Regions from separate parts of the Mus musculus genome. Here region 1 is linked to region 2. Evidence: chromatin loops called from intact Hi-C (ENCODE). Cell type or tissue: left cerebral cortex. All regions are shown on one strand. Links, peaks and the distances in the headings refer to the core of each region. The heading gives the core; the rest is flanking DNA.

What was found. Hi-C counts contacts between places; a loop is a spot of excess contacts. Peaks named below come from ENCODE experiments on the same cell type or tissue, not always from the same donor. Only the 100,000 strongest peaks of a DNase experiment are listed, where the experiment ranks them.
Region 1: it touches region 2 in a loop (4-fold over the local background); 20 of 42 quality-filtered maps call a loop at or near these places.

The regions. Positions count from the first base shown.
Region 1 is chr17:22,308,056-22,324,359 of GRCm38, forward strand. It overlaps Gm7072 (predicted gene 7072), which reads right to left and starts at 6,787. Exons shown (of 6, transcript NM_001357992.1): 1 at 6,692-6,787; 2 at 5,182-5,265; 3 at 1,450-1,542. In left cerebral cortex, for the core only: a CTCF peak has its summit at 7,077; DNase peaks (open chromatin) are centred at 6,370 and 6,854; H3K4me3 peaks cover 1,559 bases; H3K27ac peaks cover 762 bases.
Region 2 is chr17:22,218,541-22,234,844 of GRCm38, forward strand. Zfp994 (zinc finger protein 994) reads right to left here and starts at 7,074. Exons shown (of 5, transcript NM_001205095.1): 1 at 6,999-7,074; 2 at 5,471-5,554. In left cerebral cortex, for the core only: a CTCF peak has its summit at 7,368; a DNase peak (open chromatin) is centred at 7,150; H3K4me3 peaks cover 1,351 bases; H3K27ac peaks cover 318 bases.

The sequences.
Region 1 (16,304 bases), core at 2,784-10,783, 90 kb after region 2:
TGCACAATATGACAATGACATCAGTGTTACTATATGCAGGGCTGAGGAAGGTCATACACAAGTGAATCAGAATTGAAGAGTTCCTAGAAATAAGTGAATAAATCAACCTCCTACATCATAAAACTTGAACCCGCATCAAACAAGTGCACAGACCGAACCAGGAAGGGTTTTCTCTAATGGTGTCTGACAGATTAGCACAGAATTCTCCTTTCTTTAGACAAAGCATATCCTAAACACGAAAGCAGAATATTGCCATAAACACAAAAAAGAGGAACATTAGAAAGTCATCATACAAAGCTGGTGTTATCTAGACACACAAAGCAGGTGAGCCCAAACAAACATATGAAGAGAAAAATCTCAAACCAGTTGCCATGATTTACAGACACAGAGACTGTTCTAAATTACACTGAAATAGAAGGAAAGCTGAGTTCACACCAAAAATGCAAGACTGCTTCAATACTTACAAACTAATCAATGTCCGACACCAAATGAGTAGACTCAATGAGAGGAGAAAAGGGACTATGTCAATAGATATATGAAAGCCCTGCGCTAAACTACGGCATTAGCACAGTAAAAAAGCTCTTAATAATGTGAGGGCAGAAGGAACATACCTCAGAATAATAAAGACAAAGAAACACAAAGCTAAAGCAAATACTGCAAAAAAAAAAAAAAAAGGAAACTAATTATTCCCTTTACAACTCAACACAGTGCCTCAATTAGTACACAATTTCAAGACTGAGAAAACTTTAAACAGGACAATATAGGTTAGTCAAAAATCCAGTGAAACTTCTTGAGGAAAAAAAATACAGCTCAGATCAGACAATTCACACTTTCTACAAATGCCTAGTACACCCTGTCCATAGCATTCCCAATCTCAAAAATCTACTATGCAGACCTGGCCAGCGGGCAGAAATATCAATGGCCATCTCCAGATTTGGATCCTGTGTGGTACAATCCCACAATATGCCCAAGAAAGCCAACCCAATGGAATAATAGGGATATCATAGATTATTTTGTGGGTTATTATTTTGAAGGTTTTCTGGTGCAATCTGAGGCCAGCTACACAGAACAAAAAAGTGTGGCCTATACTGGAAACCAGGCCAAGAGTCAATGACATCTATGGGCCTTACAAGGGAATCTACTACTGACCTTTGGAACATGTTCAAATGTTTCAGTTCACCACCATAGCCTGGTGCTGCTTCCAGTCTGGGTCAAAGACACTTTATTTAATGGGCAACAGTCATTTCAGAGCTTCAAAACTAACAAAATACCAAAAATACAGGATTACTTACTTACAGCCTATAGCTGGAAATACTTATTACCATACATAATATTATTCTCAGTGAAATTTTCTAGAATCATTAATTAAAGAGAAATGGGAAAATCTAATTTCATATCCACTTTCTCCTGTCACTTCAACTAACCCCCTGCTGAATTCTTCTAACATACCTGGTTCCTTGGCTATAGTTTCCTCTGTGTTCACCATCCAGGGCTCTTAGTTCTGATTAACAGGTGAGCAGATCTGACTGAGCAGTTAGAGACCTACAAATAAGAAGGACATACTTCTGAAAATACCTGGAACTTTTCATGGAACAAAAATGAAAGAAGCTCACTTCTGTCAAAATGATACACACAAAGGAAAGAGAAAAATACCAGGATAAATACTTCTGAGAGCAAGTGAAAGACTTGTATAATAAAAACTTCAATTCTTTGAAGAAATTGAAGACAATAATAAGAGATAGAAAGATCTCCCATGCTCATGGAGCAAGAGGATTAAAATACTAAAAATAAATAAATGAATAATAAATAAATGAATAATGAGCCACCCTACTAAAAGCAATCTTCAGATTCAAGACATTTCTTATACAAATTCCAACACAAGTCTTTATGGATTTCAAATGGGCAACTGCACTTTCAATACATAAACAAAAAATGTACAATGGCTAAAACAATCCTGAACAATAATAGAACTTCTACAGTTCTCTCAACATTTCCAATTTCAACCTTTCTACAGCACTATAGGATCAAAACCTCGAAAATATTGGCAGAAATAGCCACAGCGATTAATGAATATGAATTGAAGACCTAGACATAAATATATTTGGCCACCTTATTCTTGATAAAAAACACAGAAATACAAACTGAAAAAAATATAGCATCTTCAACAAAGATTGGTAATGGATCCATACTTATTATTATACCCAGATCTTGAGGTCCTCAGAGATCACCAGAGACAGCCAGGAATCCAACTCACTCATACAAAGCCAATATAATTTTATTTCAGCTTGAACTTGGACCCTCCAACCTCTCCCATGCAGCAAAAGGGTGCTAAAGCCTTGCCTTATCATCACCCTTAGGGCAGAGTAGGAGAATTTCCAACTTTACAGTTACATGATTGATTGACTTGTGAAAATTGCAGCTTGATGCATTTGTATTGGCTACTAATTATTTCGGCTAGATAAACAGTGGTTGCTAGCTTAAGCAATCTCTTTTGAGACATCTGGACATTTTGGTACTTTTCTCCTAAGAGCTAATTGGCTATCAATAGGGATGGAATAGGGGATGCTATGGATGTCTCAGATCCTAGAAGAACTTGAAGTTTTTTTCAGTAGCTAAGTTCAATCTAAGGGCAAGTTAAACATAAAATGGAGCCTAAAACTAGCACGGGCTTTGTGCAGCTAAGCAGAGCCATTCACTTATAACCCAGCACAAACCACAAGTACAAGTGGGTCAAACACCATAATGTAAAACCAAACACATTGAATCTGACAGAAGATAGAGTGGGGAAGAAAAGTGAACATATTGTCAGAGAAGACAGTATTTAAAAAACAAAAAAATCAAAACAAACGAAAAAAGACAAAACACCAATAGCATAGGCACTGAAATCAACAATTAATAAATGGGATCACAGGAAACTGAAAAGCTTCAATAAGACAAAGGACACCATCATTGGGACAAAGCAGAAGCCTATAGAGTAGTAAAAGATTGTACCAATTCTACTTCCAATAGAGAGCTAATATCCAAAATACAGCAAGAACTCAAGAAACTAGATGTGAAAAGAATCCCAATAATCCAAATTAAAAATGGGTTACAAATCTAAACAGAGGATTCTAAATGGAGAAAACTCAAGTGGCCAAGAAACACATAAAAAATATTCATCTCACTCAGCCTTCAGAGAAATGCAAATCAAAATTACTTTGAGATTCCCGTCTTACACTTGTCAGAATTTCTAAAATCAATAAAACAAGTGACAGCTCATGGTGGAGAGGATGTGGCAATACAAACATCCTTCCATTGCTAGAGGGAGTGCAAACATGCACAGCCACCAAGGAAATCAGTGTGGCAATTCCTTAAATTGATGGGAATCAAACTACTTCAAGATCCACCCATAGCGCTCTAGGATGTATACCCAAAGTACACTCCAACCTACCCAAGGAACCTTGCTCAAACATGCTCACTGCATCTTTATCTATAATAGCCAGAAATTGAAATCAATCTACATGACCCTCTACAGAAGAATAAATAAAGAACACATGATACATTTACTCAAAGGAGAATTACTCTGCTATTTAAAAGAAAAAGAAAAATGTGCCACCAATGCCTCTGAGGCTATCACTATGCACCATTACAACGTCACTAACTTTATTAAAAAAATAAAGACTACTAATTGCTAGGACGCAACGAAGTTTTTTAAGGATTTGCTGTCAGGAGGGTTGGAAACAATTATCGTAGGTAAGAAGAAAAGCAAAATCAATCAACTTATAAAAAAAGTATAATAACAAAAGATCAAATGGTATATTTCCAAAAAACTCTATGATCAACATGAATGCATTTCACAAAAGTTTCCAAATGCATTAAACAATCATGACATGATTATAGGAAACAGATAGATGGTGATGCAGATAAGCTTCAGTATCTACCATTTAGAAAGACAACCATGAACAGCACTGAAAACCAGTAATGAGTAACACACCTCTGGAAAACCATCCACAGGACAGGAGAAGAACAATCTTCTCAAACCTCATGCAGAAGTCTCAAGTGTGGTCATGTCAGAACAAGTCAGAAAGGCCAGGTGGTGCAAGCCTTTTACCCCAGCACTGGAGAGGCTAGGGCAGCGGAGGTCTCAGTTCAAGCACTGGCTTATTTTCTAAATTCCAGAACTTCCAGGACTACCTAGACAAAGTGTCTCAAAAAAACAAAAATAACAACAAATAAAAAATTCATCTACTGAAGACTGCAGAGTAGAAATGTCTTCTCCACACCTAACCCTCAAGAGACGTGAGGCCTCAGGGAGTGGGTAGGTCAAGTGGGGTGGGGATGACAGGTGGGGATGTCCTCTTGGAGACAGGGAGAGGGGGATGGCGATAGGACTGTGAAAAACAAGGAATAATAATAATAAAAAATAATTGAAAACATTTTTCTTTAAAAAATATGGAATGTTGACATCAGTAGAAGACACAGGAACACATAAAAGACTTGTAATCTGAGTTACTGTTAGCAACTTGTCAGTCAAATATGAAGAAATATAAAATACCAAAATCACAGAGACATTTTTAAATATAGAGAAATCATTACAAAAATTTATAAAATGAGAAACCACAAAAATTTTTAAATATATGAGAGAAGTATCAAACCCAAGGGTGATTTCAAAGTATATTAAAATTATAGCAATGCAAATCTTGCAAAACCAACAAGAAGACAGACTACAGCAGGTATCAGTGAGAAGTTACTAAACAAATCTTATCAAAATCTTGCTGGCATTATTTTAGGGAACTGAGAAATTAACCATAAAAGATAGAACAACTGAAAGGAACTACACAATGCTCCAAAACTCCATGAGCAGAAAAAAACTAACAGGCATCAAGTGTTCTGACTAAACAATACATTAAAATTGTAACAAAGAAAATATTTAATACTGGTAAAAAGATATGATTAGGGATGTGAATGGGAGGGGGACAATATCCCTCACATACAAACCAATTAAATTACATGTGCCTCTGTGAATTAATTCTTCCATAAAAGGTCTTCTAAAAATTACAGTGGGAATATTCTGATGTTATTCTCACTGCAATTATCTAGAAATATTTAGAATGAAATAGAATCTGGCAAAACAAATCTCATGTCCTCTTTGTACTGGGACTTGAGCCCCTCCCCATCCCTTCTTCATTCTCTCTAACATACCTGGATCCTTTGCTAGTTTCCTCTCTTCACCATCCAGGGTTCTCAGTTTCACAGGTGAGCTGAACTACCTGATGAGTGTGATACCTGCACAAGGGAAAGAGTCTTCAGAAAGCACCCAGAACTTTTCATGGAACAAAAATAAAGGATGCCTAAAAAAGGATAAACATGAAGGAGAGAGAAAATATCAGAAATAAAAATGTCTCTTTTCCTCTAAGCATGTAGGGTCAGACACATGCACAGTCATTCTCCCTTGAACTCTGAGGAAGAGCTAGGGAGACTCCAGGAAAACTATTGTCACTAACAGAAACCAGACTGCTGCACTGTCCAAAAGAGATCTCTGCCAAAAGCCCTGTCTGCAGGGTCTAGGAATTCCCATTTCTCCTACAAGAAGTCCACTGACACAGCACTGAATGATAACAAACCCTTAAGTAAAAAACAACAGCTTGGCCACCTATGTGAGGGCAGAGTGCTTTCCGTCGACCAAAGAGACAATTTTCTGACACAGGGGAGTGATCATAATTATTCAAAAGATGTTTTCTAAAACTTTATTTTAATCTATAGTCTGGTCTAAGAGACTGCAGTATTGGGCTTGCCTGGACCCAAGGAGTAACATAAGCACTCAGCATATGAAGACATATTTCTGAATGTTTTACTTACATCCTAAACTGCATACAACTCTGATTAAAAAGTTCATGGCCACTAAAACGTCTGCTTAGTAAATATTAGTGTTTACACCCACGACAGTAGGGCTCGATAAAGTATATTTTTTGGTTCAATAAATTGGCACTGGTTCCTCATATAATATTATATACAAAGCTCTCTGGGGATGCCTATTAACCGGGCCAAAGGCATTCTCTTCAATAAGCAATTAGTAAAACAAGGCAAGAAAGCAAGAACAAATTTACTTTCCACTATCTTTGTAATTGGCATATTAGGAAATACATAATGCAACCGCTCTATAACAAGTTTTTTTTTCCTTCGTGTTTTTATTGTTTTTTTTTTTTTTTTTACATTTCAAATATTATCCCCTTTCCAAGTTTCTCCTCCACAAACCCACTATCCCCCTGCCTCTATGAGTGTGCTTCCCCACCTACCCACCCACTTCTACCTCAGCGCCCTAGCATTCCCCTACCCTGGGTCATTGAGCCTGCACAGGACCAAGGGGCTCCCCTCCAGTGATGACCAATAAGGCCATTTCCTGCTAAGTGTGCAGCTGGAGCCATGGGTCCCTGCATGTCTACTCTTTGGTTGGTGGTTTAGTCCCAGGGAGCTTAGGTTGGGGCGGGGAGGGTGTTCTGGTTTACCAGTGATTTTATGACTGAATATTCCACTAATTGTAAAATACATTTTTAAAGAATCACGATAAATCCCAGGTCACAGGATCTGAAACTTCCGGTCAGTGGTAAGAAACCAATGACAGAACTGTGAGAGCGGCGTCCTTAAGAGCAGCTGCGTAAAACACCCCGCTGCTCCGCTCCCTCCCGTTTCCCAGCCCCGCAGCTCCTCTAACCTGGGACCTTTCGGGGCCGCCGGGCTGCTGTGCCGACAGTTGCGCTGCCGACTGCCGCCTCTCCCAGGCCCTCTGCCACGGAAATGCTTCTGAGGAGACTTTTCCGGGTCCAGAAACAGCTAGGACGCAGAAACCGAAAGGTAGAAAGTTGATTGGTGGAAGTCCCTGTCATTCCGGCCTGGATCTTAGGAGCTGTTCTCCTAGACCCGCCCACTAAACCATACTTAGGGTCACGTGGTTCCCCCAAACACTTTGTGAGCAAGCGCTTTCTCAACCTTAATTTTTAATATTTTTTTCCTGTTCTGGTCAAGGTCCTGCTCTTGCCGTTATCCCTGCCCCGGGGATTCCATTCCCTCCCGCTCAGTCATCAGCTTCCTGCCACACAGCTCCACCTGCGGACCTGCTCTGCACAACCTCCCTGCTGCTTGCTGACAGACTAGGAAAAACTGGTTCCATAGGAAGCTGAACTCTGACATCTGAGAGTGAGTTCTGAAACCCTCAGATAATAGAGAGGCAGCCTAACTTCTTACCTTTGGACACTAGCCTCCTAGGCTACAATCGCACAGCAAAATATAACCTAGACGCTAAATTCCTTTTTTTTTTTTTTTTTAAGTATAGAATAGAGTTTATTTAGGGCATGGGGATGGGAGTTAAGAGAGTAGTAGAGGCAGAGAAAGACAGAAGGAGAGAGTAGGTAAGTGGAGGCTGGCCATGCCCTCCTGGAGAGAGGGTGGAAAGGAATGGAGGGCAGGGGGAGGCACAAGGGAGGAAGAGGCAAGGGAGACAAGAGTTTAAGAGATAAATTCCAATTTCTATGTTGCACCCCAACACACAATACTAAAAATGACTCACAAAGTTTGACTTCCTTCCAAACCATGTATCAAAGCATACATGAAGTATAAGAGGGACCACTGAGATGAAAATGTGGATAAAAACGGATGGGACAGAGAATGATGGGAGGGTGCTCTGCAAGCTCTCTGGGGAGCTCCAGGGACAAAGGTCACTCTGTAGAAACAAAAGCTGTACAACAGTGCAGTGGAAAGCACTGATAAAGTTAAACTCCAAGATATTTGTCATGGCCACAATAGCAAAGAAATTAGATAATGCAAATAGTTTGCACAAATATTTTCCTATAAATAGTCTGACAATCATAACATGAATGAAAACATCAGCATCAGCCCCAGTTCATGTAAGCAAACATACAGTGATAGTACAACAGAATTTTGATAGCCAGGAAAAATAAAATGCCTTCTGATCTGAGTTTATACTACTTAAAATTCCATGCAGATGGGATTCATGGATTCGGGATCAGAATGGTAAGGAAAATGGACATGGTAATACTTGAATTCTCACGGGAAAGGGCATTCATTTTATCACTCTGGTCTGTAGCTCAGAACCTGGTATTTGGGTAAGGAATGCATTGAATATATAGATTTCTTTTGGTAGGATGGCCAATTTTACTATGTGAATCCTCCTCATCCACAAGCTTGGGAGATCTTTCCACAGTCCAGTATATTCTTTAATTTCTGTCTTCAAAAACTTGAATCTTTTATCATAGAAGTCTTACAATTGTTTGAAATGTGTTGTGGAAAACATATAATCTCAACTGTTGTTTCTACCCAGGTTTTGATTATTCAATTCCAAGGTAAAAGACATACACAATCTTCATAATATGCCTTTATCAGTGCTAGAACTAGGAATGTATATATCATCTTTGCTACTACTGTGTCTATTTCCCAACTATTAATCCCACTATATTTTGCCATGTTTCATCAGGGCTGCTTTGAACTCCAATTGGCCAGTCAACATGGCCATTATTCTAAGACTCTTAGCCCATGGTGGCTTCCTCTACTTCCACCTTCTTTCTCCCCAGGGTTCTTCTCTAACACACCTCCCCACCAAGCCTCTTTCTCTTCTGCCCATCTCTTAGCTGTAGGCATCTTTATTCACCAATCAGTGATAACTTTGGGGGTAAGGATAAAGTGCATCACTTGAGTACCTGCAGAATCTCTGATCCCTAGGAGGCAACCAGGCCTTGGGCCACTATCTAGCATTACAATATGAGCAAAACACAGAACCTCAACAGCATAGAGTTAACACCAACATACTTAATATTTTTTGAGGCTACTGTGAAAGGTGTTGTTTTCCTGATTTTTTCCTTTATTCAGTTTGTCATTTGTATAATGGAAGGCTATTGATTTTTGTGCATTAATTTTCTATTTTGCTACTTTGGGGAAGGTGTTTATGAGTTATAGGAGTTTCTTGGTGGAAATTCTTGGGTCACTTATGTATACTATCATATCAATTATAAATAGGGTATTTTTAATTCTTTCTTTGCCATCCAAATTGTGTCTTATTAATCTCCTTCAGCTGTCATACAGCTCTAGCTAAGACTTCAAGTACTATGTTAAATAGAGATTTTACTGGAATTGTTTGAGTTTCTATTCATTTAATTTGATCTTGGTTTTAAGGTTGCTGTAATCTGCCTTTATTATGTTCAGTTATGTCTCCTGAATCTTTTATATTTACAGGACATTTATGGAGAAGGGGTGTTCTATTTTGACGAAGGCCATTTCTGCATGTTATGAGATGAACATACCTTTTTTTCTTCGGTTCTTTTTTTCAGTATGGTGGATTATTTTTATTGATTCTTGTATTTTAAACTATCCCTTCATCTTTCAGACACAGTAAGCTTGACTGTGTTTACTGATACTTTTTATTTATTCTTGTAAGTGTATTATGAGTATTTTTGCATGTATATTCATAAGGTTCTGGAATTCTCTTTAGCACTTTTTGTGGATTGGTATCTGCATAACTGAAGCCTCACAAAATAAATTGTGGGATGTTCCTTCTGTTTATGTCTGGTGGAATATTTTGAGGAATATTAATTTTAACTATCATTTGAAAGATGCAGAATTCTGTGCAAACATCATTGGCCCTGAATTTTCATGGTTGGAAAACTTTTTTTATTTTATTTTTTATTAGGTGTTTATTTCATTTACATTTCTAATGCTATCCCAAAAGTCCCCTACACGCTCCCCCCACAACTCCCCCACCTACCCATTCCCACTTCTTGCCCCTGGCGTTCCCCTGTACTGAGGCAGATAAAGTTTGCATGACCAATGGGCCTCTCTTTCCACTGATGGCCTACTAGGCTATTTTCTGATACATATGGAGCTAGAGACAAGAGCTCTGGGGAGTACTTCTTAGTTCATATTGTTGTTCCACCTATAGGGTTGCAGATCCCTTTAACTCCTTGTGTACTTTCTCTAGCTTCTCCATTGGGGGCCCTGTGATCCATCCAATAGCTGACTGTGATCATCCACTTCTGTGTTTGCTAGGCCCCGGCATAATCTCACAAGAGACAGCTATATCTGGGTCCTTTCAGCAAAATCTTGCTAGTGTATGCAATGGTGTCAGCGTTTGGAAGCTGATTACTGGATGGATCCCCAGATATGGCAGTCTCGAGATGGTCCACCCTTTTGTCTCAGCCCCAAACTGTGTCTCTGTAACTCCTTCCATGGTTGGAAGACTTTTAATGACTGCTTTTATCTCACTATAGGTTAAACAACTGTCATGGTAGTAATAATGTGCTTCTTGTTAGTTCCTTGTTATACTGTTGGCCCAAAATACTTGCATGTAATTAAAATGGTATAAAAAATGGATTGGAAAATACAAATTTGCCTTCAGTCTCAGAATTGACTGGGGTCATGCTACAATGTTGTCTAACTGTCTTTTTTCCTTTTAATCCTCACTCCCACACTGGCGAACCTGTTGACTGAGTGAGCGGGCTTGGTCAGAGCAGTATAAAGTGAAAGTGACTATTGACTTAAGAAGAAAAGGCAATTAATGAACAGGAGATATTAGACCTCCTAGCTTTTCTCTGGCTAGTAAAATAACTGGTCACCATACATTGTCCTGGACATCAACAGAACTGAACCCTAAGGCCATCTATATCTGTAAAGTAGGCCTGGTAGTGAAAGAGGCATCTGAAAAGCCTGTCCCACATTTGCTGGTGACCCTCCCAGACATAGTCTTCCCTGAAAAATCCAAACTACTCTAAAGAAGTTTACCAGGCTACTCAACTCTTACCTAATACCCACACAAAGGATAGATGGCAACGTACAACAGCTGAAGAAAGATTCTAGCAAAATCTTTGGATAGAACTTTGGCTCAAGCTCTCCATACTATCACACAATGAGAATCAATAAGTTGAAAGAATTAGTATGTATGAAGTTCTTCATTCTAGGACTAACTAGAATAAAGCCAAGGAATTGCAGGACATTATTACTAGATGTAATTTTTATCAGATGACAAGTCCAACTGCCAAAACAACATATGCTAGAAGAGAAATGGGGAACTTCACTAGGCATCTACTGGGAAATAGACTTCTGAGGTAAATCCAGGGAAATTTGGTTACAAATATCTTTTAGTGTTTATAGATATCTTCTCAGGATGGAGTGAGGCATTCCCAAACAAGAAGGAAACTGCTCAAACTGTAACTAAAAAAACTCATTGAGAATATAATTGATTTTGAACTCCTACAACCTTGGGTTCTGACAGTGGACCAGCCTTTATCACTCAGGTTAGTCAAAGTTTGACAACAACAACAACAACAACAACAACAACAAAATTGGTGGTAAATTGGAAGCTTCACTGCATATTCTACTGCCAAAGGTCAGGTGAGGTAGAAAGGATGAGTTGGATCTTTAACTAAATTAATCTCAGAATCTGACAATGACTGGATTTCTTTCCTTCCCTTCACTCTCCTCACAGTTAGCAACACTCCTAATGTAGATGGAATAACTCTTCATGAGATTATGTTTGGGAGCCCCTCTTCTATCCTCCCTCAAGTCAATACATATTTTCTATCTCATATTTCTAATCATGATATCCTTAAACCAATCCTGGCACTCCAGAGGAACCAGACTGGCCTGCATGCATATCTATGTTTGAAACCTACATGAACTAGGCTCACCAATCACTCCTCATCTGTTCTGCCTGGAGATTTAGTCCTGGTTAAGAGACACCATAAAGAAACCCTGGCTTCTCACTGGAAGGGAACTTACACTGTGATCCTGATGACACCCACAGTAGTCAAGGTCTATGGGATCCATACTTGGGTCTGAAGTCTGCTCCTCAGAAATATCAGGACGTAAGCCAATGATAGGCTGTCCAGTCTCACCCACAGGACCTGCTGAAGTTAAGGATAATAGATAAGAGGGAATGTCAAATTCCAAAACAATGATGGATATCACAGACAGACTGAGGGGGCCCTCTAAAGATAATTGCTCCAATTGTTCTGGACACACATGAAGACCAAGCTATACATCTGCTACATATATGTGGGGAGGCCTTGGTCCAACCCATGTATGTTCTTTGGTTGGTTGATCAGTCTCTGAGAGCCCCAAGAGTCTAGGTTAGTTGACTCTTTTGGTCATCCTGTGGAATTCTATCTCCTTTGGTACCTGCAATACTCCCTCCTATTTTTCCTTAAGTGTCCCCAAGCTCCATCAACTATTTGGCTGTAGGAGACTGCATCTGTCTGAGTCAGAGGCTGGCTATACTCACTCAGAGCAGAGAACAGCCATGCTAGCTTCCTGTCTACAAGCATAACAGAGTATCATTAATAGTGTCAGGGATTCAGGGATTGGTGCTTGTCCATAGAATACGTCTCAAGTTGGGTTAGTTTTTTGGGTTTTTTTTTTTTTTTGATTGGTCATTGCCTCAGTCCCTGCTGCTTTCTCTGTCACTGCATTTCTTATAAACAGGGTAAATTTGGGGTTAAATGATTGTGGGCAAGTTGGTGTCCCTATTGCTCTATTGGGGTTTCTGCCTGGATACAGAAGGGAGTCTCTTCAGGTTCCCTATGCCCAATGTTGTGAGTCACAGCTAAATACAACCCTATTGATTCTTGGGTGCCTCCTTTATCCCAGGACTCTGTCTCATCCTGTAGAGACCTCTTACCTCTCCATGCCTGTCAGTTGCAGGTTTCCATTCATTCTCATGTCCATCTGGGCATTCCTCCTGTGCCTCCCCACACCTGATCCTGAATGCCCCCACATCCCCCTCCACATTTCATTTTCCACACAGTTCCCTCCCTCCCACTAATGCTTATGACTCTTTTATTTCCCCTTGTAAATCAGATTCAAGTATCCTTGAATGTGCCTTCCTTCTTGTTTAGCTTATTTGTTTCTATGGAGTGTACCATGGCTATCCTGTATTTTTTTGTTTAATATACACGTACAAGTGAGTACAAAACATGTATGTGCTTTGATGCTGGTTTACTTCTCTCAGGATTATATTCTCAAGTTCTATCCATTTGCCTGAAAATTCAAGATGTCTTCATTTTACAATAGCTGAGTAGTTTTCCGTTGTGTAAATGTACATGTACCACATTTTCATCATCCATGCTTCAGTTGAGAGACATCTAGTCCATTTTCAGTTTTTGCCCATTATGAATAAATCTTCTATGAACATAGTTAAGCAAGTATCTTTGTGAGATGTTGGAACATCTTTTTGATATATGCCCAGGAGTGGTATAGCTGGATCTTGAGGTAGAACTATTTTCAGTTTTCTGAAAATTTTTCTTATCTCATTGTACTAAGGTGAGGTCTACATGAATCAAAGAACTCCACATAAAACAAGAGACACTGAAACTTATAGAGGAAAAAGTGGGGAAAAGCATGGAAGATATGGGGACAGGGGAAAAATTCCTGAAGAGAACACCTATGGCTTGTGCTGTAAGATCGTCAATCAACTAATGGGACCTCATAAAATAGCAAAGCTTCTGTAAGGCAAAAGACACTGTCATAAGACAAAAAGGCCACCAACAGATTGGGAAAGGATTTTTACCTATCCTAAATCCGATAGGGGACTAATTTCCAAAAGATACAAAGAACTCAAGAAGCTGGACTCAAGAAAATCAAATAATCCCATTTAAAAATTGGGCGCGAGCAGAGTCTTGCCCAACACCCGCAAGGGCCCACACAGGACTCCCCACGGGATGCTAAGACCTCTGGTGAGTGGAACACAGCGCCTGCCCCAATCCAATCGCACGGAACCTGAGACTGCGGTACATAGGGAAGCAGGCTACCCGGGCCTGATCTGGGGCACAAGCCCCTGCCACTCCACTCGAGCCCCTTGCCAGCTGAGTCGCCTGACACCCGCAAGGGCCCACACAGGATTCCACACGGGATCCTAAGACCTCTAGTGAGTGGAACACAACTTCTGCCAGGAGTCTGGTTCGAACATCAGATATCTGGGTACCTGCCCTGCAAGAAGAGAGCTTGCCTGCAGAGAATACTCTGCCCACTGAAACTAAGGAGAGTGCTACCCTCCAGGTCTGCTTATAGAGGCTAACAGAGTCACCTGAAGAACAAGCTCTTAACAGTGACAACTAAAACAGCTAGCTTCAGAGATTACCAGATGGCGAAAGGCAAACATAAGAATCCTACTAACAGAAATCAAGACCACTCACCATCATCAGAACGCAGCACTCCCACCCCACCTAGTCCTGGGCACCCCAACACAACCGAAAATCTAGACACAGATTTAAAAACATTTCTCATGATGATGATAGAGGACATCAAGAAGGACTTTCATAAGTAACTTAAAGAATTACAGGAGAGCACTGCTAAAGAGTTACAGGCCCTTAAAGAAAAGCAGGAAAACACAGCCAAACAGGTAGAAATCATTAAAGAAAAACAGGAAAACACATCCAAACAGGTGATGGAAATGAACAAAACCATACTAGAACCAAAAGGGGAAGTAGACACAATAAAGAAAACCCAAAGCGAGGCAACGCTGGAGATAGAAACCCTAGGAAAGAGATCTGGAACCATAGATGCGAGCATCAGCAACAGAATACAAGAAATGGAAGAGAGAATCTCAGGTGCAGAAGATTCCATAGAGAACATCGACACAACAGTCAAAGAAAATACAAAATACAAAAGGATCCTAACTCAAAACATCCAGGTAATCCAGGACACAATGAGAAGACCAAACCTACGGATAATAGGAATTGATGAGAATGAAGATTTTCAACTTAAAGGGCCAGCTAATATCTTCAACAAAATAATAGAAGAAAACTTCCCAAACATAAAAAAAGAGATGCCCATGATCATACAAGAAGCCTACAGAATTCCAAATAGACTGGACCAGAAAAGAAATTCTTCCCGACACATAATAATCAGAACAACAAATGCACTAAATAATGATAGAATATTAAAAGCAGTAAGGGAGAAAGGTCAAGTAACATATAAAGGAAGGCCTATCAGAATTACACCAGACTTTTCACCAGAGATTATGAAAGCCAGAAGAGCCTGGACAGATGTTATACAGACACTAAGAGAACACAAATGCCAGCCCAGGCTACTATACCCGGCCAAACTCTCAATTACCATAGATGGAGAAACCAAAGTATTCCACGACAAAACCAAATTCACACAATATCTTTCCACGAATCCAGCCCTTCAAAGGATAATAACAGAAAAGAAGCAATACAAGGACGGAAATCACGCCCTAGAACAACCAAGAAAGTAATCATTCAACAAACCAAAAAGAAGACAGCCACAAGAACAGAATGCCAAATCTAACAACAAAAATAAAAGGAAGCAACAATTACTTTTCCTTAATATCTCTTAATAACAATGGACTCAATTCCCCAATAAAAAGACATAGACTAACAGACTGGCTACACAAACAGGACCCAACATTCTGCTGCTTACAGGAAACCCATCTCAGGGAAAAAGACAGACACTACCTCAGAGTGAAAGGCTGGAAAACAATTTTCCAAGCAAATGGTCTAAAGAAACAAGCTGGAGTAGCCATTTTAATATCGGATAAAATCGACTTCCAACCCAAAGTTATCAAAAAAGACAAGGAGGGACACTTCATACTCATCAAAAGAAAAATCCTCCAAGAGGAACTCTCAATTCTGAATATCTACGCACCAAATGCAAGGGCAGCCACATTCATTAAAGACACTTTAGTAAAGCTCAAAGCATACATTGCACCTCACACAATAATAGTGGGAGACTTCAACACACCACTTTCTTCAATGGACAGATCGTGGAAACAGAAACTAAACAGGGACACAGTGAAACTAACAGAAGTTATGAAACAAATGGACCTGACAGATATCTACAGAACATTTTATCCTAAAACAAAAGGATATACCTTCTTCTCAGCACCTCACGGGGCCTTCTCCAAAATTGACCATATAATTGGTCACAAAACAGGCCTCAACAGATACAAAAATATTGAAATTGTCCCATGTATCCTATCAGACCACCATGGCCTAAGACTGATCTTCAATAACAACATAAATAATGGAAAGCCAACATTCACGTGGAAACTGAACAACACTCTTCTCAATGATACCTTGGTCAAGGAAGGAATAAAGAAAGAAATTAAAGACTTTTTAGAGTTTAATGAAAATGAAGCCACAACGTACCCAAACCTATGGGACACAATGAAAGCATTTCTAGGAGGGAAACTCATAGCTCTGAGTGCCTCCAAGAAGAAACGGGAGAGAGCACATACTAGCAGCTTGACAACACATCTAAAAGCCCTAGAAAAAAAGGAAGCAAATTCACCCAAGAGGAGTAGA
Region 2 (16,304 bases), core at 2,629-10,628:
ATACACCAGCTGATATAAGGCCCCCAACACACACACACAGTAGAGGACTTCTGGGTCTCTGTTCATTCAGAGATGATGCACCAAACCCTCAAGAGACTGGAGGTCCCTGGGGGTTTATAGGTCAGGTGGGGTTTGGGGTGGGGGCATCCACATGGACATGGGGTGTGGTGGGAGGAGGTGTAGGATGTGGAGCAGACGGAGAGTGGATAAAGAGGAATGTGGGATGGAATATGGAATGGAAAAAAATTAAAAATAAAATTTTAATTTTAAAAAAGGTGATACTGCAACATATGACAATGACATCAGTGTTACTATATGCAGGTCTGAGGAAGGTCATACAGAAATGAATCAGAATTGAAGAGTTCCTAGAAATAAGTGAATAAATCAACCTCCTACATCATAAAACTTGAACCCGCATCAAGCAAGGGCACAGACCGAACCAGGAAGGGTTTTCTCTAATGGTGTCTGACAGATTAGCACAGAATTCTCCTTTCTTTAGACAAAGCATATCCTAAACATGAAAGCAGAATATTGCCATAAACACAAAAAAGAGGAACATTAGAAAGTCATCATACAAAGCTGGTGTTATCTAGACACACAAAGCAGGTGAGCCCAAACAAACATATGAAGAGAAAAATCTCAAACCAGTTGCCATGATTTACAGACACAGAGACTGTTCTAAATTACACTGAAATAGAAGAAAAGCTGAGTTCACACCAAAAATGCAAGACTGCTTCAATACTTACAAACTAATCAATGTCAGACACCAAATGAGTAGACTCAATGAGAGGAGAAAAGGGATTATGTCAATAGATATATGAAAGCCCTGCGCTAAACTATGGAATTAGCACAGTACAAAAGCTCTTAATAATGGGAGGACAGAAGGAATATACCTCAGAATAATAAAGACAAAGAGACACAAAGCTAAAGCAAATACTGCAAAAAAAAAAAAAAAAGGAAACTAATTATTCCATTTACAACTCAACACAGTGCCTCAATTAGTACACAATTTCAGGACTGACAAAACTTTATACAGGACAATATAGGATAGTCAAAAATCCACTGAAACTTCTTGAGGAAAAAAATTACAGCTCTGATCAGACAATTCACACTTTCTACAAATGCCTAGCACAACCTGTCCATAGCATTCCCAATCTCAAAAAACTACTATGCAGACCTGGCCAGCGGGCAGAAATATCAATGGCCATCTCCAGATTTGGATCCTGTGTGGTACAATCCCACAATATGCCCAAGAAAGCCAACCCAATGGAATAATAGGGGTATCATAGATTATTTTGTGGGTTATTATTTTGAAGGTTTTCTGGTGCAATCTGAGGCCAGCTACACAGAACAAAAAAGTGTGGCCTATACTGGAAACCAGGCCAAGAGTCAATGATATCTATAGGCCTTACAGGGAATCTACTACTGACCTTTGGAACATGTTCAAATGTTTCAGTTCACCACCATAGCCTGGTGCTGCTTCCAGTCTGGGTCAAAGACACTTTATTTAATGGGCAACAGTCATTTCAGAGCTTCAAAACTAACAAAATACCAAAAATACAGGATTACTTACTGTACAGCCTATAGCTGGAAATACTTATTACCATACATAATATTATTCTCAGTGAAATTTTCTAGAATCATTAAAGAGAAATGGGAAAATCTAATTTCATATCCACTTTCTCCTGTCACTTCAACCCACCCCTTGCTGAATTCTTCTATCATACCTGGTTCCTTGGCTATAGTTTCCTCTGTGTTCACCATCCAGGGCTCTTAGTTCTGATTAACAGGTGAGCAGATCTGACTGAGCAGTTGGAGACCTACATATAAGAAGGACATACTTCTGAAAATACCTGGAACTATTCATGGAACAAAAATGAAAGAAGCTCACATCTATCAAAATGATAATCACAAAGGAAAGAGAAAATACCAGGATAAATGTTTCTGAGAGCAAGTGAAAGACTTGTATATTAAAAACTTCAATTCTTTGAAGAAATTGAAGACAATAATAAGAAATAGAAAGATCTCCCATGCTCATGGAGCAAGAGGATTAAAATACTAAAAATAAATAAATGAATAATTAAATAAATATATAAAGAGCCACCCTACTAAAAGCAATCTTCAGATTCAAGACATTTCTCATACAAATTCCAACTCAAGTCTTATGGATTTTAAATGGGCAACTGCACTTTCAATACATAAACAAAAAATGTACAATAGCTAAAACAATTCTGAACTATAATAGAACTTCTACAGTTCTCCCAACATTTCCAATTTCAAGTTTTCTACAGCACTATAGGATCAAAACCTCGAAAATATTGGCAGAAATAGCCACAGTGATTAACGAATATGAACTGAAGACCTAGACATAAATATATTTGGCCACCTTATTCTTGATAAAAAACACAGAAATACAAACTGAAAAAATATAGCATCTTCAACAAAGATTGGTAATGGATCCATACTTATTCTTATACCCAGATCAACTCATTCATACAAAACCAAAGTATTTTTATTTCAGCTTGAACTTGGACCCTCCAACCTCTCCCATACAGCCCAAGGGTGCTAAAGCCTTGCCTTATCATCACCCTTAGAGCAGAGTAGGAGAATTTCCAACTTTACAGTTACATGATTGATTGACTTGTGAAAATTGCAGCTTGATGCAATTGTATTGGCTACTAATTATTTCGGCTAGATAAACAGTGGTTGCTAGCTTAAGGAATCTCTTTTGAGACATCTGGACCTTTTGGAACTTTGCTCCTAAGAGCTAATTGGCTATCAATAGGGAAGGAGTAGGGGATGCTATGGATGTCTCAGATCCTAGAACAAGTTGATGTTTTTTTCAATAGCTAAATTCAATCTAAGGTCAAGTTAAACATAAAATGGAGCCTAAAAGTAGCACGGGCTTTGTGCAGCTAAGCAGAGCCATTCACTTATAACCCAGCACAAACCACAAGTACAAGTGGGTCAAACACCATAATGTAAAACCAAAGACATTGAATCTGACAGAAGATAAGAGTGAGGAGGAAAAGTGAACATATTGTCAGAGAAGACATTATTTAAAAAACAAAGAAACAAAAGACAAAACACCAATAGCATAGACACTGAGATCAACAATTAATAAATGGGATCACAGGAAACTGAAAAGCTTCAATAAGACAAAGGACACCATCATTGGGACAAAGCAGAAGCCTATAGAGTAGTAAAAGATTGTACCAATTCTACTTCCAATAGAGAGCTAATATCCAAAATACAGCAAGAACTCAAGAAACTAGATGTGAAAAAAATAACCCAATAATCCAAATTAAAAATGGGTTTGAAATAAAAACAGAGGGTTCTAAATGGAGAAAACTCAAGTGGCCAAGAAACACATAAAAAATATTCATCTCACTTAGCCTTCAGGGAAATGCAAATCAAAATTACTTTGAGATTCCCGTCTTACACTTGTCAGAATTTCTAAAATCAATAAAACAAGTGACAGCTCATGGTGGAGAGGATGTGGCAATACAAACATCCTTCCATTGCTAGAGGGAGTGCAAACATGCACAGCCACCAAGGAAATCAGTGTGGCAATTCCTTAAATTGATGGGAATCAAACTACTTCAAGATCCATAGCGCTCTAGGATGTATACCCAAAGTACACTCCAACCTACCCAAGGACCCTTGCTCAAACATGCTCACTGCATCTTTATCTATAATAGGGAAAAATTGAAATCAACCTACATGACCCTCTACAGAAGAATAAATAAAGAATATATGGTATATTTACACAAAAGAGAATAACTCTGCTATTTAAGAGAAAAAGAAAAATGTGACACAATACTTCATGTCTCCAGAGCCACCAATGCCTCTAAGGCTATCACTATGCACCATTACAACGTCACTAACTTTATTAAAACAATAAAGACTACTAATTGCTAGGACCCAATGAAGTTTTTTAAGGATTTGCTGTCAGGAGGGTTGGAAACAATTATCATAGGTAAGAGGAAAAGCAAAATCAATCAACTTATAAACACAGTATATTAACAAAAGATCAAATGGTATATTTCAAAAAAACTCTATGATCAACATGAATGCATTTCACAAAAGTTTCCAAATGCATTAAACAATCATGACATGATTATAGGAAACAGATAGATGGTGATGCAGATAAGCTTCAATATCCACCATTTAGAAAGACAACAATGAACAGCACTGAAAACCAGTATTGAGTAGCACAGCTCTGGAAAACCATCCACACAACAGGAGAAGAACAATCTTCTCAAACCTCATGCAGAAGTCTCAAGTGTGGTCATGTCAGAACAAGTCAGAAAGGCCAGGTGGTGCAAGCCTTTTACCCCAGCACTGGAGAGGCTGCGGCAGTGGATGTCTCAGTTCAAGCATTGGTTTATTTTCTGAGTTTCAGAACTTCCAGGACTACCTAGATAAAGTGTTTCAAAAACAAAACAAAACAAAAAATAACAACAAATAAAAAATTCATCTACTGAAGACTGCAGAGTAGAAATGTCTTCTCCACACCTAACCCTCAAGAGACGTGAGGCCTCAGGGAGTGGGTAGGTCAAGTGGGGTGGGGATGACAGGTGGGGATGTCCTCTTGGAGACAGGGAGAGGGGGATGGCGACAGGAGTATGAAAAACAAAGAATAATAATCATAAAAGTAATTGAAAACATTTTTCTTTAAAAAATCTGGAATGTTGACATCAGTAGAAGACACAGGAACACATAAAAGACTTGTAATCTGAGGTACTGTTAGCATGTTCTCAGTCAAACGTGAAGAAATGTAAAATACCAAAATCACAGAGACATTTTTAAATATAGACAAATCATTCCAAAAATTTATAAAATGAGAAACCACAAAAAATTTTAAATATATGAGAGAAGTATCAAACCCAAGGGTGATTTCAAAGTATATTAAAATTATAGCAATGCAAATCTTGCAAAACCAACAAGAAGACAGACTACAGCAGGTATCAGTGGGAAGGTAATATAGACAGAGTTTAATACTATGCAAAGTTTCTAAACAAATCTTATCAAAATCTTGCTGGCATTATTTTAGGGAACTGAGAAATTAACCATAAAAGATAGAACAACTGAAAGGAACTACACAATGCTCCAAAACTCCATGAGCAGAAAAAAAAACTAACAGGCATCAAGTGTTCTGACTAAACAATACATTAAAATTGTAACAAAGAAAATATTTAATACTGGTAAAAAGATATGATTAGGGATGTGAATGGGAGGGGGACAATATCCCTCACATACAAACCAATTAAATTACATGTGCCTCTGTGAATTAATTCTTCCATAAAAGGTCTTCTAAAAATTACAGTGGGAATATTCTGATGTTATTCTCACTGCAATTATCTAGAAATATTTAGAATGAAATAGAATCTGGCAAAACAAATCTCATGTCCTCTTTGTACTGGGACTTGAGCCCCTCCCCATCCCTTCTTCATTCTCTCTAACATACCTGGATCCTTTGCTAGTTTCCTCTCTTCACCATCCAGGGTTCTCAGTTTCACAGGTGAGCTGAACTACCTGATGAGTGTGATACCTGCACAAGGGAAAGAGTCTTCAGAAAGCACCCAGAACTTTTCATGGAACAAAAATAAAGGATGCCTAAAAAAGGATAAACATGAAGGAGAGAGAAAATATCAGAAATAAAAATGTCTCTTTTCCTCTAAGCATGTAGGCTCAGACACATGAACAGTCATTCTCCCTTGAACTCTGAGGAAGAGCTAGGGAGACTTCAGGAAAACTATTGTCATTAACAGAAACCAGACTGCTGCACTGTCCAAAAGAGATCTCTGCCAAAAGCCCTGTCTGCAGGGTCTAGGAATTCCCATTTCTCCTACTAGAAGTCCACAGACACAGCACTGAATGATAACAAACCCTAAAGTAAAAAACAACAGCTTGGCCACCTATGTGAGGGCAAAGTGCTTTCCTTCAACCAAAGAGACAATTTTCTGATACAGGGAAGTGATCATAATTATTCAAAAGATGTTTTCTAAAACTTTATTTTAATCTATAGTCTGGTTTAAGAGACTGCAATATTGGGCTTGCCTGGACCCAAGGAGTAACATAAGAACTCAGCATATGAAGACATATTTCTGAATGTTTTACTTACATCCTAAACTGCATACAATTCTGATTAAAAAGTTCATGGCCACTAAAAAGTCTGCTTAGTAAATATTAGTGTTTACACCCATAACAGTAGGGCTCGATAAACTATATTTTTGGTTCAATAAATGGGCACTGTTTCCTCATATAATATTATATGCAAAGCTCTCTGTGGATGCCTATTAACCGGGCCAAAGGCATTCTCTTGAACAAGCAATTAGTAAAACAAGGCAAGAAAGCAAGAACAAATTTACTTTCCACTATCTTTGTAATTGTCATATTAGGAAATAGATAATGCAACCGCTCTATAACAAGTTTTTTTTTCTTCGTGTTTTTATTGGTTTTTTTTTTTTTTTTTTTTTTTTTTTTTTTTTTACATTTCAAATATTATCCCCTTTCCAAGTTTCTCCTCCACAAACCCACTATCCCCCTGCCTCTATGAGTGTGCTCCCCCACCTACCCACTCACTTCTACCTCAGCGCCCTAGCATTCCCCTACCCTGGGTCATTGAGCCTCTACAGGACCAAGGGGCTCCCCCTCCCAGTGATGACCAATAAGGCCATTTCCTGCTAAGTGTGCAGCTGGAGCCATGGGTCCCTGCATGTCTACTCTTTGGTTGGTGGTTTAGTCCCAGGGAGCTTAGGTTGGGGCGGGGAGGGTGTTCTGGTTTACCAGTGATTTTATGACTGAATATTCCAGTAATTGTAAAATACATTTTTAAAGAATCACGATAAATCCCAGGTCACAGGATCTGAAACTTCCGGTCAGTGGTAAGAAACCAATGACAGAACTGTGAGAGCGGCGTCCTTAAGAGCAGCTGAGGAAAACACCCCGCTGCTCCGCTCCCTCCCGTTTCCCAGCCCCGCAGCGCCTCTAACCTGGGACCTTTCGGGGCCGCCGGGCTGCTGTGCCAACAGTTGCACTGCCGACTGCCGCCTCCCCAGGCCCTCCGCCACGGAAATGCTTCTGAGGAGACTTTTCCGGGTCCAGAGACAGCTAGGACGCAGAAACCGAAAGGTAGAAAGTTGATTGGTGGAAGTTCCTGTCACTCCGGCCTGGATCTTAGGAGCTGTTCTCCTAGACCCGCCCAATAAACCATACTTAGGGTCACGTGGTTCCCCCAAACACTTTGTGAGCAAGCGCTTTCTCAACCTTAATTTTTAATACTTTTTTTCCTGTCTGGTCAATGTCCTGGTCTTGCCTTTATCCCTGCCCCGGGGATTCCATTCCCTCCCACTCAGTCATTGGCTTCCTGCCTCACAGCTCCACCTGTGGACCTGCTCTGCACAACCTCCCTGCTGCTTGCTGACAGACTAGGAAAAACTGGTTCTGTATGATGCTGCACTCTGACATCTGAGAGGTAGTTCTGAAACCCTCAGATAATAAATAGGCAGCCCAACTTCTTAGCTTGGGACGCTAGCCTCCTCGGCTACAATCGCACAGCAAAATATAACCTAGGCGTTAAATTCCTTTTCTTTTTTTTTTTAAAGTATAGAATAGAGTTTATTTAGGGCATGCGGATGGGAGTTAAGAGAGTAGTAGAGGCAGAGAAAGACAGAAGGAGAGAGTAGGTAAGTGGAGGCTGGCCATGCCCTCCTGGAAAGAGGGTGGAAAGGAATGGAGGGCAGGGAGAGGCACTAGGGAGGTAGAGGCAAGGGAGACAAGAGTTTAAGAGATAAATTCCAATTTCTTATGTTGCACCCCAACACACAATACTAAAAATGACTCACAAAGTTTGGCTTCCTTCCAAACCATGTATCAAAGCATACATGAAGTATAAGAGGGACCACTGAGATGAAAATGTGGATAAAGACAGATGGGACAGAGAATGATGGGAGGGTGCTCTGCAAGCTCTCTGGGGAGCTCCAGGGACAAAGGTCACTCTGTAGAAACAAAAGCTGTATAACAGGGTAGTGGAAAGCACTGATAAAGTTAAACTCCAAGATATTTGTCATGGCCACAATAGCAAAGAAAATAGATAATGCAAATAGTTTGCACAAATATTTTCCTATAAATTGTCTGACAATCATAACATGAATGAAAACACCAGCGTCAGCCCCAGTTCCTGTAAGCAAAAATACAGTGATAGTACAACAGAATTTTGATAGCCAGGAAAAATAAAATGCCTTCTGATCTGAGTTTATACTACTTAAAATTCCATGCAGATGGGATTCATGGATTCGGGATCAGAATGGTAAGGAAAATGGACATGGTAATACTTGAATTCTCACGGGAAAGGGCATTCATTTTATCACTCTGGTCTGTAGCTCAGAATCTGGTACTTGGGTAAGGAATGCATTGAATATATAGATTTCTGTTGGTAGGATGGCCAATTTTACTATGTGAAGCCTCCTCATCCACAAGCATGGGAGATCTTTCCACAGTCTAGTATATTCTTTAATTTCTGTCTTCAAAAACTTGAACCTTTTATCATAGAAGTCTTACAATTGTTTGCAATGTGTTGTGGAAAACATATAATCTCAACTGTTGTTTCTACCCAGGTTTTGATCATTCACTTCCAAGGTAAAAGACATACACAATCTTCATAATATGCCTTTATCAGTGCTAGAACTAGGAATGTATATATCATCTGTGCTATTACTGTGTCTATTTCCCAACTATTAATCCCACTATATTTTGCCATGTTTCATCAGGGCTGCTTTGAACTCCAATTGGCCAGTCAACATGGCCATTGTTCTAAGACTCTTAGCCCATGGTGGCTTCCTCTACTTCCACCTTCTTTCTCCCCAGGGTTCTTCTCTGACACACCTCCCCACCAAGTCTCTTTCTCTTCTGCCCATCTCTTAGCTGTAGGCATCTTTATTCACCAATCAGTGATCACTTTGGGGGCAAGGATGAAGTGTATCACTTGAGTACCTGCAGAATCTCTGATCCCTAGGAGGCAACCAGGCCTTGGGCCACTATTTAGCATTACAATATGAGCAAAACACAGAGCCTCAACAGCATAGAGTTAACATCAACATACTTTATATATTTTTGAGGCTACTGTGAAAGGTGTTGTTTTCCTGATTTTTTTCTTTATTCAGTTTGTCATTTGTATAATGGAAGGCTATTGATTTTTGTGCATTAATTTTGTATTTAACTACTTTGAGGAAGGTGTTTATGAGTTATAGGAGTTTCTTGGTGGAAATTCTTGGGTCACTTATGTATACTATCATATCAATTATAAATAGGGTATTTTTAATTCTTTCTTTGCCATCCAAATTGTGTCTTATTAATCTCCTTCAGCTGTCATACTGCTCTAGCTAAGACTTCAAGTACTATGTTAAATAGAGATTTTACTGGAATTGTTTGAGTTTCTTTTCATTTAATTTGATCTTGGTTCTAAGGTTGGTGTAATCTGCCTTTATTATGTTCAGTTAAGTCTCCTGAATCTTTTATATTTACAGGACATTTATGGAGAAGGGGTGTTCTATTTTGGCAAAGGCCATTTCTGCATGTTAAGAGATGAACATGCCTTTTTTTCTTCGGTTCTTTTTTCAGTATGGTGGACTATTTTTATTGATTCTTGTATTTTAAACTATCCCTTCATCTCTCAGACACAGTCAGCTTGACTGTGTTTAGTGATACTTTTTATTTATTCTTGTCAGTATATTATGAGTATTTTTGCATGTATATTTATAAGGTTCTGGAATTCTCTTTAGCACTTTTTGTGGATTGGTATCTGCATAACTGAAGCCTCATAAAATAAATTGTGGGATGTTCCTTCTGTTTATGTCTGGTGGAATAATTTGACGAATATTAATTTTAGAAATCATTTGAAAGATGCAGAATTCTGTGCAAACATCATTGGCCCTGAATTTTCATGGTTGGAAAACTTTATTTTATTTTATTTTTTATTAGGTATTTATTTCATTTACACTTCTAATGCTATCCCAAAGTCCCCTACACGCTCCCCCAACAACTCCCCCACCCACCCATTCCTATTTCTTGTCACTGGTGTTCCCCTGTACTGAGGCAGATAAAATTTGCACGACCAATGGGCCTCTCTTTCCACTGATGTCCTACTAGTCTATCTTCTGATACATGTGCAGCTAGAGACACGAGCTCTGGGGAGTACTTGGTAGTTCATATTGTTGTTCCACCTATAGTGTTACAGATCCCTTTAGCTCCTTGGTTACTTTCTCTAGCTCCTCCATTGGAGGCCCTGTGATCCATCCAATAGCTGACTATGAGTATCCACTTCTGTGTTTGCTAGTCCCCGGCATAGTCTCAAAAGAGACAGCTATATCTGGGTCCTTTCAGCAAAATCTTGCTAGTGTATGCAGTGGTGTCAGCATTTGGAAGCTGATTATTGGATAGATTCCCGGATTTGGCAGTCTCTAGATGGTCCACCCTATTATCTCAGCTCCAAACTGTGTCTCTGTAACTCCTTCCATGGTTGGAAGACTTTTAATGACTGCTTTTATTTCACTATAGGTTAAACAACTGTCATGGTAATAATCACTTGCTTCTTGTTAGTTCCTTGTTATACTGCTGTGCCAAAATACTTGCATGTAATTAAAATGGTATAAAAAGTGGAATGGAAATAATAATTTGCCTTCAGTCTCAGAATTAACTGGGGTCATGCTACAATGTAGTCTAACTGTCTTTTTTCCTTTCAATCCTCACTCCCGCACTGGAGAACCTGTTGACTGACTGAGCTGCTTGGTCAGAACAGTATAAAGTGAAAGTGACTATTGACTTAAGAAGAAAAGGCAAGTAATGAAAAGGAGATATTAGACCTTCTAGCTTTTCTCTGGCTAGTAAAGTAACTGGTCACCATACATTGTCCTGGACATCAACAGAACTGACCCCTGAGGCCATCTATATCTGTAAAGTAGGCCTGGTAGTGAAAGAGGCATCCAAACAGCCTGTCCCACATTTGCTGGTGACCCTCCCAGACATAGTCTTCCCTGAAAAATCCAACCTACTCTAAAGAAGTTGACCAGGCTACTCAACTCTTACCTAAAACCCACACAAAGGATGGATGGCAACGTACAACAGCTGAAGAAAGATTCTAGCAAAATCTTTGGATAGAACTTTGGCTCAAGCTCTCCATGCTAGCATACAATGAGAATCAATAAGTTGAAAGAATTAGTATGTACAAAGTTCTTCACTCTAGGACTAACTAGAATAAAGCCAAGGAATTTCAGGAAATTATTACTAGATGTAATTTTTATCAGATGACAAGTCCAACTCCCAAAACAACATACGCTAGAAGAGAAATGGGGAACTTTACTAGGCATCTACTGGGAAATAGACTTCTGAGGTAAATCCAGGGAAATTTGGTTACAAATATCTTTTAGTGTTTATAGATATCTTCTCAGGATGGACTGAGGCATTGCCAACCAGGAAGGAAACTGCTCAAACTGTAATTAAAAAAAAAAACTCATTGAGGATATAATTGATTTTGAACTCCTACAACCTTGGGTTCTGACAGTGGACCAGCCTTTATCACTCAGGTTAGTCAAAGTTTGACAACAACAACAACAACAACAACAAAATTGGTGGTAAATTGGAAGCTTCACTGCATATTCTACTGCCAAAGGTCAGATGAGGTAGAAAGGATGAGTTGGACCTTTAACTAAATTAATCTCAGAATCTGATAATGACTGGGTTTCTTTCCTTCCCTTCACTCTCCTCACAGTTAGCAACACTCCTAATGTAGATGGAATAACTCTTCATAAGGTAATATTTGGGAGCCCCTCTTCTATCCTCCCTCAAGTCAATGCATATTTTCTATCTTGTGAGGAGCCGCCCACACAGTCGCCATTACAAGATGGCGCTGACATCCGTTGCTCATAGTAAAATGTGCGCAGGCATCAGGGTATCGTTCCATTACCTGAGCCCTGCCTTTCTCGTGGCGTTAACTGACTGATAGTGGGCAGCCAATCCCAGTGGTGCACATCTCTAACCATTTTTTCGCAGCCTATAAAAGGGAAGGGTTTTCTGCTCTCTGGGTCTCCTCTCCTGAAGCTGATCATCTATCTCTCGAGATGTATTAAAGCTGTACTGCAGAAGGATCCGAGTGGCCTGAGTGCGTTTTGCTGGCGAGACGGTAGCTTGGGTCATCTGGTTGCCGGAATCCCGGGAATTAACATCGCCGGCGTTGGGGAGAACCCCGGAGACGGGGCGGATTCAGAACTGCAGGGAAAATGTGAGTTCGGAGAGATATATCTGATCGTGAACCTCTTATCCCTTTTGATTTTGGTTTTCACCCTCAGACGGGGCGGTAGAAGAGCTAGTCTTGGTTGCTGTCCATTGAGGCTGGTGCTGAAATTTGTTATCCATCGAGGCTGGTGCTGAAAATTGCTATCCATCGAGGCTGGTGCTAAAATTTTCTGTCCATCGAGGCTGGTGCTAAAATTTTCTGTCCATTGAGGCTGGTGCTAAAAAATTCTTATTTTGTCCATCGAGGCTGGTGTTGGAATTTGAGGTGTGGTCAGTCCGACATAGATAAGTGGCAGCACCGAGGTATCTTGTAAGCTTCCCGTAGATAAGGGAGCGGAGCACCGTGTTTACTTTCGGCTTTGCTTAAGGAGTACCATAAGTCGGGCGTAGATCAGCCGCAGGTACTCATTCTATCATGGGCTCTTCACAGTCAGTGATCACTGCATTACAGGCAGTGCTAAAGCAACGCGATCTGCAGGTCACCTCCCGTACGCTGCAGAATTTTGTTAAGGAGGTGGATCGCGTTGCTCCCTGGTATGCCTGTTCGGGGTCTCTAACTGTAGCCTCATGGAATAAGCTAGGAAGGGACCTTGACCGTAAGCATGAAGAGGGAGACTTATGCCTAGGCACCAAGGCAATTTGGAAGCTGATAAAAAACTGTCTAGAGGATGAAACCTGCCGACCCGCCATTGTGGAGGGACAGGGAACACTAGAAGAGGTTCAGGACGGTATGTCAGAAACCGAATGGAGCGAGAGAATAAGAGCTCAAAAAAAGACATGTCTAAGAAAAAAAGGACCTCCCCAGGATTCAGAAGGAAGGGGAGAGAAAAAGAAGGGCAGTGAAACTGAGCCCTCTACTAAGAAAAAGCCTTATACTAATTTTTATGCTATCCATGACTTGAAGGCCTTAGAGATTGATAGTTCAGGATCCGAAGATCTAGACCCCAGTGAGGAGGCTAAATTAGAGGAGGAGGCAGCAAAATATAAAGAACAAAGATATAACCCTGACCGATGGTTGCGATCAAGAAGTAACAAAAAGGGTAGCATATCAGCTACTGTGCCCACAGCGCCACCACTTTATGAATTGCAGGATAGTGCTAACTCTTTTTTTCCTCAGGAAGAGTTAAAAAAGATACAGATGGCATTTCCAGTCTTTGATACTGGGGAGGCGGGGCGTATGCATGCCCCAGTGGACTATAAACAACTTAAAGAACTTGCTGAATCTGTCCGTAACTATGGGGTCAGTGCCAATTTTACTCTGGTTCAGGTTGAGAGATTCGCTAATATGGCCATGACCCCGTCAGATTGACAAATGATAGCAAAGGCTACACTCCCTAATATGGGACAATATATGGAATGGAACGCTCTATGGTATGATGCGGCCCAAAATCAGGCCAGGGTCAATACCACAGCAGTTGATGACAACCAAAGACAATGGATCTTTGAATTGTTGACCGGCCAAGGGCAGTATGCCACCAGTCAAATTAACTATCCTTGGGGGACATACGCCCAGATAGGGGCAGCTGCGGTCAAGGCTTGGAAGGCACTTACAAGAAAAGGGGAGGCTGGGGGTCACCTTACAAAGATCGTTCAGGGCCCCCAGGAAGCATTCTCTGATTTTGTGGCAAGAATGACTGAGGCTGCAGCCTGGATCTTTGGCGACCCCGAGCAAGCCATGCCTCTAATTGAACAGCTCATTTATGAGCAAGCCACCCAAGAGTGCAGGGCGACCATCACGCCAAGAAAGAAAACGGGGGTACAAGACTGGCTTAAGATATGTAGGGAGCTAGAAGGCCCTCTCACCAATGCGGGACTAGCCACGGCTATATTGCAATCTCAGAGGCGCCCTAATTTCAACAAACAAAAGGCGTGTTTCAATTGTGGGAAAGCTGGACATTTGAAAAGAGATTGCCCTGTACTTGAACGTGCAAGAGGAGCTGTTCTCTGCTCCCGCTGCAGAAAGGGCTCTCACAAGGCTAGTGAATGCTGCTCTGTCAGAGATATAAAAGGCAGACTCCTGCCCCCAATAGGTGAAGTTAATCCCTCACAGTCAAAAAACGGGGTGCTGGGCCCCCGATCCCAGGGCCCTCACAAATATGGGAGCCGTTTTGTCAGAAGCCAGAGCAGGACAGAGGAGATAACACCCGACGAGTTACAGGAGTGGACTTGTGCGCCACCTCCAGTTTTTTACTCATGCCCCAAATGAATGTGCAACCAATCCCTGTTAAGTCTCCTGGACCCTTACCCCCTCGGACTATGGGTCTCATTGTTGGGCGAGGATCTCTCACTTTACAAGGCCTTGTGGTTCATCCTGGAGTAGTGGACCACCAACACCTGCAAGACATTCAAGTCCTTTGCTCCTGCCCCCAAGGTATTTTTTCCATTAGCCCAGGAGATAGAATTGCACAATTAATATTCTTGCCCAGCCTTGATAAGGATGAAGATAACATAAAATAATTGAGAGGTATGGGTTCTTCTGGCCCCGATTCAGCCTATCTAGTTATGCCTTTGAATGCCAGGCCTACTCTACATCTTTTTATTAATGACAAAGATTTTGAGGGATTATGGACACTGGGGCAGATAAGAGTATCATTTCATCTTACTGGTGGCCCAAGAGCTGGCCTATTACAAAATCTTCTCATTCTTTACAAGGCCTGAGTTATCAATCCTGCCCAGCGATTACTTCATCCACCCTGACATGGCAAACCTCAGAAGGACAGAGGGGCCTATTTACTCCATATGTGCTCCCGCTGCCGATAAACCTATGGGGCAGAGATGTGCTTTCTGAGATGGGAATCACATTAACCAATGAATACTCAGTTCAGACCACTAATATTATGAAGACAATGGGGTACACAAAGGGAAAGGGATTGGGAAGCAAAGAACAAGGTAGACTTGAGCCTGTCTCCCACAATGGTAACCCAGGTAGATGGGGCTTGGGTTTTTCCTAGGGGCCGTTGGGGTTACAAGACCCATCCCCTGGGTAACAGAGGAACCCGTGTGGGTCTCCCAATGGCCGCTATCCTCTGAAAAATTGGAGGCAGTCAACAAGCTAGTTACAGAACAGGTGCAGCTCAGACATTTGGAACCTTCCACGTCCCCGTGGAATACTCCAATTTTTGCCATAAAAAAGAAATCAGGCAAATGGAGGTTACTTCATGACCTTCGAGCAATTAATGCACAAATGAACCTTTTCGGCTCAATCCAGCGGGGTTTACCTCTGTTATCTGACCTGCCTAAGCAATGGAAAATTGTCATTTTAGACATTAAAGACTGTTTCTTTTCCATCCCTTTGTGTCACCAAGATGGACCAAGATTTGCTTTTACAATTCCAGCCCTTAATCATATGGAGCCTGATAAGAGATTCCAGTGGAAAGTCCTCCCTCATGGCATGGCAAATAGCCCCACTATGTGCCAGCTTTTTGTACAGGCAGCATTAGAACCTGTGAGACAATATTTTCCCTCCTTACTGTTATTACATTATATGGATGATATTCTTCTGTGCCATAAAGATATGATGCTTTTACAAAAATCCTATTCATTTTTGATAAAAATGTTAAACCAATGGGGACCGCAGATAGCTGCAGAAAAGATTCAGATTTCAGAAGTGGGTTCCTTTCTGGGAACCATTATTTTCCCAGATAAGATACTTCCTCAAAAATTGGAAATTCGCAGAGATCATTTACATACTCTTAATGATTTTCAAAAGTTATTGGGGAGTATAAATTGGCTTAGGCCTTTTTTAAAGATTTCCTCTGCCGAGCTTAAACCTTTATTTGATATTTTAAAGGGGGATTCACATATCTCCTCCCCCAGAGCCCTTACTCCTGCGGCTAATAAAGCCTTGCAAGTAGTAGAGAATGCCTTACAAAATGCCCAGTTACAGCGTATTGAGGAATCACAACCTTTCAACTTGTGTGTCTTTAAGACAGCTCAGTTACCAACTGCTGTATTGTGGCAAGATGGACCATTATTATGGATCCATCCCAATGCTTCTCTGGCAAGAGTAA